Regions from separate parts of the Mus musculus genome. Here region 1 is linked to region 2. The links are chromatin loops, found by intact Hi-C in ENCODE. Cell type or tissue: left cerebral cortex. All regions are shown on one strand. Links, peaks and the distances in the headings refer to the core of each region. The heading gives the core; the rest is flanking DNA.

Region 1 (4,398 bases), core at 285-4,284, 80 kb before region 2:
ATTCAAGGATGAAATAGATCACGTGAAAATGTAAGATTAAGATATAAAAGGTTTATCAGAAGGGATCTGTTGGTTCAACTCTATAGTCTCAATTACTTGGGAATCTAAGGCAGGAAGAGCGCAAATTCAAGGATTACCCTGAATTACAGAGTAAATTCAGGTTCATCTTGGGCAACTTGAAACCATATCTTCCTCCTCCTCCTCCTCCTCCTCCTTCTCTTCCTCCTCCTCCTCCTTCTCTTCCTCCTCCTCCTCCTTCTCTTCCTCCTCCTCCTCCTTCTCTTCTTCCTCTTCCTCCTCTTCTTTTATTTGCACACTTAGAAAAGTTGTACACAGAAACTTAACATTTGTAAAACAGATCTGTTAGGGTGACATTTTTATTTTTAAACCATTAAGATTGATCGAGAAATAAAACAAAAACATAGTAAAATGTGAAACCATTTCTTAAAAGTAAAAAGAGGCCTGGGATGTTTCTCAGTGGTAGAGTGTATGCATAGCATGTACAAAGCGGGGCCAGGTTCAATCTCCAGTACTACCCTCCACCACCAAATCAACTTTTCCTCTTTGGAAGTTTTTCTTTTGGGGGAGGGGTGTGAAGAAAGTGTGAGGACTCATGTGTGTTCCCGACTGCATTAGTTTACGTGTGCGATGTGAGTATAAGTGTATGTGGAGGCAAAAGAGGTCTCCTGGAACTGGAGTTAGGAGTGGTCGTGAGTCCTCTGATGCTCACATCCACTGTAACTGTATCCTTTGTAAGTGCTTATCTTAGTCAGGGTTTCTATTCCTGCACAAACATCATGACCAAGAAGCAAGTTGGGGAGGAAAGGGTTTATTTGGCTTACACTTCCATACTGCTGTTCATCACCAAAGGAAGTCAGGACTGGAACTCAAGCAGGTCAGGAAGCAGGAGCTGTTGCAGAGGCCATGGAGGGATGTTCTTTATTGGCTTGCCTCACCTGGCTTGCTCAGCCTGCTCTTTTATAGAACCCAAGTCTACCAGCCCAGAGATGGTCCCACCCACAAGGGGCCTTTCCCCCTTGATCACTAATTGAGAAAATGCCTTACAGTTGGATCTCATGGAGGCATTTCCTCAACTGAAGCTCCTTTCTCTGTGATAACTCCAGCTGTGTCAAGTTGACACAAAACTAGCCAGTACAGTGCTCCTAAGTATTTGTAAATGGTGCTTTATTTTCTCAGAAAAGGGATGAGAAGAGATGAGAGCCATGCCCAAGCTTTGTGAGTACATGGCTTGGGCTGAACCCAGAGCATTTCTGTCTAACTATTGCTAGGCCTAGGCCTGGAAGCTTCCAGCCTCTGTGTAATCTAATCTTCTGCAAGCCCAGGCCTTGAAGGCTTCAGCTTCCAGCCTCCCATCTACTGACCTAGGCTATCAATAAATACTACAGACAAGCCCACTACTCTAGGCCTAGATATTTCAGCCTCTGAGACTTACTGTTAAATTAACCTCCCCTTTCTAGCTCTTTCTGAACTCTAGCTGGTTGGTTCAACCCAGTTGTTCTGGCTCAAACTCCTCCCAAACCTGACTGATTCAGAATTGGTTCCCTGACTTCTGACTGCATTGCTCTGCTTGAAAATACTGCTGCCTCTGAGTTCCATGAGCTGAGCTGCATTGAGTGCACTGAGGTACAAACTGACGAGAACTGTACAGAACTGCAGGGACGCAACTGAACGCAACTGCATTGAACTGAACGGCACCAAACTGACCCAAACTGAATTCTTTCTGAACCTCTTACATTGAGATGGCTCAGTGGTAAAGAGCACTGACTGCTCTTCCAGAGGTCCTGAGTTCAATTCCTGGCAAACACATGATGGCTCACAACCATCTGTAATGGGGTCTGATGCCCTCTTCTGGTGTGTCTGAAGACTGCAACAGTGTACTCATATACATAAAATAAATGAAATCTTAAAAAATAAAAAGGTGGTCTCTCTTCCTGTCCTCGTGAGAGTTGGGCACATCCTATCTGTGACTCATTCTGTCAGATCTTTCACTTTGTCTGCCCCTAAATTAGATGTCACACTTTTAAACACGGTTGCTTCCTACTACAAACTAACTTCATCTTCGTTATTAGGGACTAAAGGTGTGTTGTGTTCCAGCTGGATCATACAGACCTAGAAGGACTTTGGAAGTGATCCCTTGCCAGAGCAGCCATGTTGCTGGATTAAAATGTCTCTAAAAAGTATTGATGCTGAAACGTCCCATTTTCCGTAAGGCCAAGCAGCCACCTGGTGGCCTGGGATCACCTGGTCTCTACTCCAAGAACTGGGGTTCCAGGCAAAGCTGTGCTGGGAATTCAGACTCATGGCCTCATGCTTTCCTAGCAAGTCCTCTTACCCACTGCACCATCTCCTTCGCTCCAGACCATAGGATTTTTAAATGTCACTTGTTTGGGGAGCAATAAAATATTAGGAATCGGATTTGCAAAGTTTCTGATTTTTTTTTTTTTTCAGTTTTCAAAGAATAACTTCTTTCTTCCTTTCTCACTGTCAAATCCCCTATTTCTGTAATTTTCCCTTTCTTGTGAGGAGAAGAGACAATGAGTCACTACTCAGGCATAGTGGTATTTGAAAACTAGACTTCTGTAGCCTTGTAGCCCTCTAACTTTGTGTCTTACAGACCTCTTCTAACAAAAGATAATTGTATAGTTTTCTTGTATCTTTTGGGCTTAACTGTTTTGGAAGCTTATTGTGAGCCATGGTTAATATTAAGAACCAAGTAAGTTCTAAATATGAGTAATAAATACCGATAAGAAGAACATACTGATATAGCTGTCTCTTGTGAGACTACGCCGGGGCCTAGCAAACACATAAGTGGATGCTCACAGTCAGCTATTGGATGGATCACAGGGCCCCCAATGGAGGAGCTAGAGAAAGTACCCAAGGAGCTAAAGGGATCTGCAACCCTATAGGTGGAACAACAATATGAACTACCCAGTATCCTGGAGCTCTTGACTCTAGCTGCATATGTATCAGAAGATGGCCTAGTCGGCCATCACTGGAAAGAGAGGCCCATTGGACTTGCAAACTTTATATGCCCCAGTACAGGGGAATGCCAGGGCCAAAAAGTGGGAGTGGGTGGGTAGGGAAGTGGGGGGGAGGGTATGGGGGACTTTTGGGATAGCATTGGAAATGTAAATGAGGAAAATACCTAATTAAAAAAAAACATAATGTGTCTTATCAATGAAATGAGCTTAATGGGTAATTTGAGAGATGGTGAATAGAGAAGCAATTATCTTGTGAATTTAATTTTTATTTAAATTTTGGTGTGTATTTCTAACTTTTACAAATTTAACTAAGTAAACTTGCATTATTTACCGAAAAAAAAAAAGAACATACTATTTTCCTCAATGTCAGAGGAATAGATATAGTAAATATGTTAGAAGGAAAAGGCATGAAGGAATTCAACAGAATTCCATTTAGCTGGGGTTCCTTTACATTAGGGAGGTTCCTGAACAAGGTATTCTACTTTTTTAACATTGTAACTAGAATTTAAAAGTTTTCACTTCCTCACACAGCAGAAGGGGTTTGTTTTGTTTTGTTTTTCTCTGTTGAATGTTACTAAGTGTAGATGGCTAAGAGATGAGGTAAATAGAACACAGGTCAGGGCTTCTCACTTCTAGGCCACATAGTTTATCTGTGCTCATATAAACCTGTACTATAGGATTCTTCTAATCTTTGGTTCACTTTATTTCACAATTCGTACCTGACATAATTGTGTCAACGTGTAAGAAAGTGTGGCTGATAAACTTCCAAGTTGTCAGTACTGAGTCTTGAGGTATGAGTGTTGTAGGCATGAAGCCAGACCCTGAAGCTGTCACGCCAGTACAGAGAAGCTTCCGTGCCCGAGGATGTGTGATTTTCTTACTTCATCTCTCAGGTTTCCCGATTAGGTTAGTTTCCTTCTTGAGAGAAGTGACACCTATTTCCAGAGAAAGGCAGCAGTAAGTGGCAAACCTTGCTGTTATAGGGCAAGACACCACCGATATGAGGCTACTGAAGTTTGAAGGATTGTTGGCATATAGATGTAAAGGGACATGGGCTAGGAGACAGATGTGGAGTTTGATGGTTTAGGCCTTGAGTCAGTCACTTCTGTATTGTGATAAATGTATGTGACAATTAAGTTTACCGTTACGTATACACTTCATTGTTATTACCTTCAGAACCTTTTCATCTTCCAAACTCAGACTAATCAATAACTAATCACCCCCCCCCACACACACACACCCATGAACAATCCTAGCAAACACCTAGCCTGGCTGTCTCTGAAACCTGACTAGCTTAGAAACCCAGAATTTAGTGGCTTACAGCATTTGTTTGTTCATAACTGGCTTATTCCACTTAGCCCACTGTCTTCTAGATTGACTCTGCTGTAGTGTGCAC
Region 2 (4,398 bases), core at 143-4,142:
GCATCTGTTCTTAGGTTGATATTCTTTCAGATTAAAGTAGCTGGTAATTTCTTTCCACAGTTTCCAGTGTTGCCCCTCCCTCCCTCCCCCCTCCCTCCCCCTCCCTCCCCCCTCCCTCCCCCGTCCCTCCCCTGGCCTTTCGATTGCATGTGTGGTCCAGCAGTAGTAAAGGAGATTGTTTTCCTGACAGAGTTTAGCAGCAGAGCGGAGTCAGTCTAACCATAGCTTCCTGTATGTCTGTGTGCAGCGGCTCCAGAGCTCACTGAGTGCGCGGGAGTTCTTTTCGTTCCTCTTGCAGTGGAAGTCAGCTAAGGTCTGCTGGCTCCTGGCAGTTTTCTGTTTGAACTGAGAACAGGAGCAAGAATAACAGTGTTCCCAGAAGTTCTAGGATGGGTGGGGCTTATAGAACCAAGCCTGCTGGGAAAGCTAGTTGACTTGTTAGCTAAGAAAATGGGAGAACCCTTCCAGGCATCAGGCATGGGGCAAACTTTGTGAGGAGAGATTGCCTGTTGGAACTTGCAGTGTGATTTATAAAAAGACAGACCATAAATAACCATGTTAAACCTTATCAAGACCTGCTTAGCCTTTGAAATAAATATAGATCAGGGTCCGTGTGGACTGACGGGACAGAATTTAACCTTCAGGTGCTCTCCAGTTTTGTTGTTGTTGTTTTTGTTTTGTAAGTGGCTTTGGGAAAATTACACTATAATAGGTGAGGTAGTGCAACCCTAACCCCAGCATTGAGGTAGCTGCAACAGAAAGATTAGTAGACCCCAACCTGGGCTAAAAGGAGAAATTTACATTGTACGTGATTATGTCTGTTTATCAGCCTTATATTATGATGGAAATTTAAAAATTGAGTGCTAAGAAAGATTGAGGGATTTTTCATTTAAATATATAAAATTGTCACAGCAAGTTCCCCCTCCCCCTGAACCTTGTGACTTTCAAAGAAGCCTCTCAGGACAGGAAATGAACATGTATTGAGCCAGAGCAGGGCTGAGGAAATGCATGCTACATCCTTCAAAACAGCTATCTTGTAGGTCATTCAGCTAATACAATATTAATGTTGAGAAAATAGATGACAGGAATCCAAAAGTACCTTCTTCGTGTCTTATCCTTGTATTCGTGTCTCCACTTAAACTCTAAAGAATGTGTGGCTACTTCCTAGTGGACTTTGGTGACATTCTCGAAAAGTCAAAACATCTGTTGACATCTGTTGAAAGTAAGACACTCAGACAGGCACAGTGGCGCACACCTTTAATCCCAGCACTAGGGAGGCAGAGGCAGGTGGATCTGAGTCCAATGGTCTACAGAGCCAGTTCTAGAACAGCCAGGGCTATACAGAGAAACCCTATCTTGAAAAATAAAAAAAGAAAATAAGACACTTGCTGTCAGCAGTTTGAGAGTTGGGTCCATACTTCTAAAACTGATGGGTTCTTCTTGATGGAGTTTGGTTGTGGGAGGTTTTGCTTCCAGTTTTGTTTGTGTTGTCTTACTCTGCTAAGATTGCAATTGATGCCTCAGACAAGCCAGACAAGTGCTCAGTCATTGAGCTGTTCTCAGCTGAGTCTTTACTAAGCAGTGTGTTTGTAGCTAAGGAAGCAAGAGTAGTTGAGACACGTCATAGTTTCTTCATCTTTACCAAGAGTGCGTAACAATAGATACTTTTCTCACCATTGAATAAGTAACTTACACTTTATTAGAGTAAAATTTGAATCTCTTAGTCTTCAGGTATTTATACCTTCTTGAATAAACCCCCATTTCATTGTCAACTTACAGTTTTTGCCCATTTGGTGGACCTGTTTAGTTTTTGAAGCTTAAAATATCTAACTACTACATTTACCTTTCTCACTCAGGTTATGCACTGGCTCTCAGTGGCACCGTGGATAATTTCTCAGATTCAGGTCACAGTGAGATTTCTTCACGATCCAGTATTGTCAGCAATTCTTCTTTTGACTCGGTGCCAGTCTCTCTGCATGATGAACGGCGCCAGAGGCATTCTGTCAGCATTGTGGAGAGCAACCTAGGTGTGGGCAGGATGGAGCGGCGGACCCTGATGGAGCCTGATCAATACAGCTTAGGGTAAGCGTCTGTTCCTTGCGATCTTTCCTGTCTCTCTCTGTGGGTCTGTGAGTAAGTGCCGTGCTATTTTTGTTGTGCAGTCTGCTTTTGTAATGTGTTTACTCCTTGTGGCCTTCCTTCTTCTGGAGGAAGACTGCAGCAGTAGTAGACACAGTCCAGTCTCTGTCTGATCTGCCTTCCATGGGTAACCAGAGTATATTCTGCCACCCTGAACCTTGTAAGGAAAGTGTAAGTGCCCCTTCTTTGTAGCAGGCTGTCCTTCCCTCCCCATGTTTGCTTTGTAAGATGAATGAGCAATATGGCAGATCTCTGATCCCATTCAAGAGTACTTTCTTCCTCTCTAGGGTGGAAGAAAGCTGCCTTTCTAAGGGGAAAGATTTGTATAGGCATGGCAGCTCATGTCTATCATCCTAACACTTAGGCTGAGGAAGAGGTTCATGAGTTGAAGGCCAGCCTAGACTTCAAACCAAGAGCTTGTCATCAGCACAAGGGTGTTTGTTTAACAGCCTCACATCTTCCTTTCCTGTGTTTTGCTGGATAGGTCGTATGCCCCAGTGTCTGAAAGCCGAGGCCTGTATGCCGCAGCGACGGTCATCTCTTCTCCTAGCACAGAGGAGCTTTCCCATGACCAAGGGGACCGTGCTTCCCTCGATGCTGCTGACAGCGGTCGTGGGAGCTGGACATCATGCTCAAGTGGTTCCCATGACAACATACAGACCATTCAGCACCAGAGAAGCTGGGAAACACTGCCATTTGGGCACACTCACTTTGACTATTCAGGGGATGCTGCAAGTATATGGGCCTCCGGTGGCCATATGGACCAAATGATGTTTTCTGATCATAGCACAAAATATAACAGACAGAATCAAAGTAGAGAGAGTCTTGAACAAGCCCAATCCCGGGCCAGCTGGGCGTCTTCCACGGGCTACTGGGGAGAAGACTCAGAAGGCGACACAGGCACTATCAAGCGAAGGGGTGGGAAGGATGTCTCCGCTGAGGCAGAGAGCAGCAGCATGGTGCCCGTGACTACAGAGGAAGCCAAACCTGTCCCTATGCCTGCCCACATAGCTGTGACGCCGAGCACTACCAAGGGACTCATCGGTAAGTGTGGAAATGGAATGTTAGGGGGCACACCTGAACCATGGCTGTAACCTAGTTACTATGGAAACTGGCTCCTCTCTCAGTTGTCCATTGCCACATATGGTTCCAAATCAGCAGTGTGGTCCGAGCTGAAGTGACTCAGCCTTAGCGCTAAGTTGGTGGTCAGAGATTCATTTAAACATTCGGTAAAGATTAGCCCTCAGCCCACAGTGAATAGTTTCTTGCTGTGGCTATTATCTTGTCTAAAGTTTTTTTTCATTTTACCTGAAAATTATTAAGATAGATGTCTGTATTCTTCACCAAGTGATTTCCTTTCATTGAAACTTACAAAATGGTTTATTATTCTCTTGTCCCCTTGAATTGTATTAAGAACTCTGTATCCTTTGTATATTGAAACCTTTTTCATTGATTTATGTTATACAGGCACATTGTTTCTCAATTAAACAAGTTCCTTATGCATTCTAGAACAGGAGTAGAGTTCAGAAATGAGTAAAAGCTGGGAGAGGGGTGTCAGTCAGAGCTAGAATCCCTGTCCTGACACTTCAGACTGCTATGCTTGCTCATCCTTAAAATGGGCTTCATAATTTTACCTTCTAAAAAATGATTTATTTATTTCTAATTTTACGAGTGTAGGTGTTTTGACTACATGTATGTCTGTGTGAGAGTGTCTGATCCCCCGAAACTGGAGTTATAGACAGTTGTGATCCGCTATGTGGGTGCTGGGAATTGAATCCAGGCCCTTTTTAAGAGCAGCCAGTGATATAAACCACTGAGCTATCTCTCCAGCCCCCATAATTCTATCCTAATAGGGTTAGTGTGAGGATGGAAGAGGTCTTGCCATAGGACATCAGCAGTACCTAAAAGTGCTGGTGCTCCCTGGTGTAAAGGCTAGTGTGCTCCCCGAGTCTGAGTGCTGTTCTGTGCAGCAGGCATGAATATCTGTCTACTAGAACTGTGATGTAGATTGTGAGGTATGGAGAAAACCTTCTAGAACATAACCATATCACACATCACTTGTATTAGTGAGGAAATAGGTCTGTAGCCACGTAAGAAAGTGATATGTGTGTGGATGTCAAATTTGATATGCCTTAAAGATGAGTAAGGTTCCGGTCCTAATTCTTCAGCTGCTTGTTTTGAAGTATTTTCTGTTAACAAACTAATTCTCGGAATTTTTATTGCTGAAGAGGAGAGCAAAATTGTTTCTAGTTCCTAAGA

The links. Hi-C counts contacts between places; a loop is a spot of excess contacts. Peaks named below come from ENCODE experiments on the same cell type or tissue, not always from the same donor. Only the 100,000 strongest peaks of a DNase experiment are listed, where the experiment ranks them.
Region 1: a loop joins it to region 2, with 1.9 times the contacts of the local background. A loop is called at or near these places in 1 of 42 quality-filtered maps.

What each region holds. Positions count from the first base shown.
Region 1 is chr3:79,148,287-79,152,684 of GRCm38, reverse strand. It overlaps a transcript of Rapgef2 not described here. Among named protein-coding and RNA genes, the nearest start is that of Rapgef2, 4.7 kb to the right of the region's middle. In left cerebral cortex, for the core only: a CTCF peak has its summit at 1,862 (motif pointing left); no DNase peak of the experiment used is centred there.
Region 2 is chr3:79,067,674-79,072,071 of GRCm38, reverse strand. Rapgef2 (Rap guanine nucleotide exchange factor (GEF) 2) reads left to right here. Exons shown (of 24, transcript NM_001310536.2): 21 at 1,857-2,082; 22 at 2,624-3,183. Among named protein-coding and RNA genes, the nearest start is that of Gm52609, 13 kb to the right of the region's middle. In left cerebral cortex, for the core only: no CTCF peak of the experiment used is centred there; DNase peaks (open chromatin) are centred at 294, 2,046 and 3,121; H3K27ac peaks cover 2,318 bases.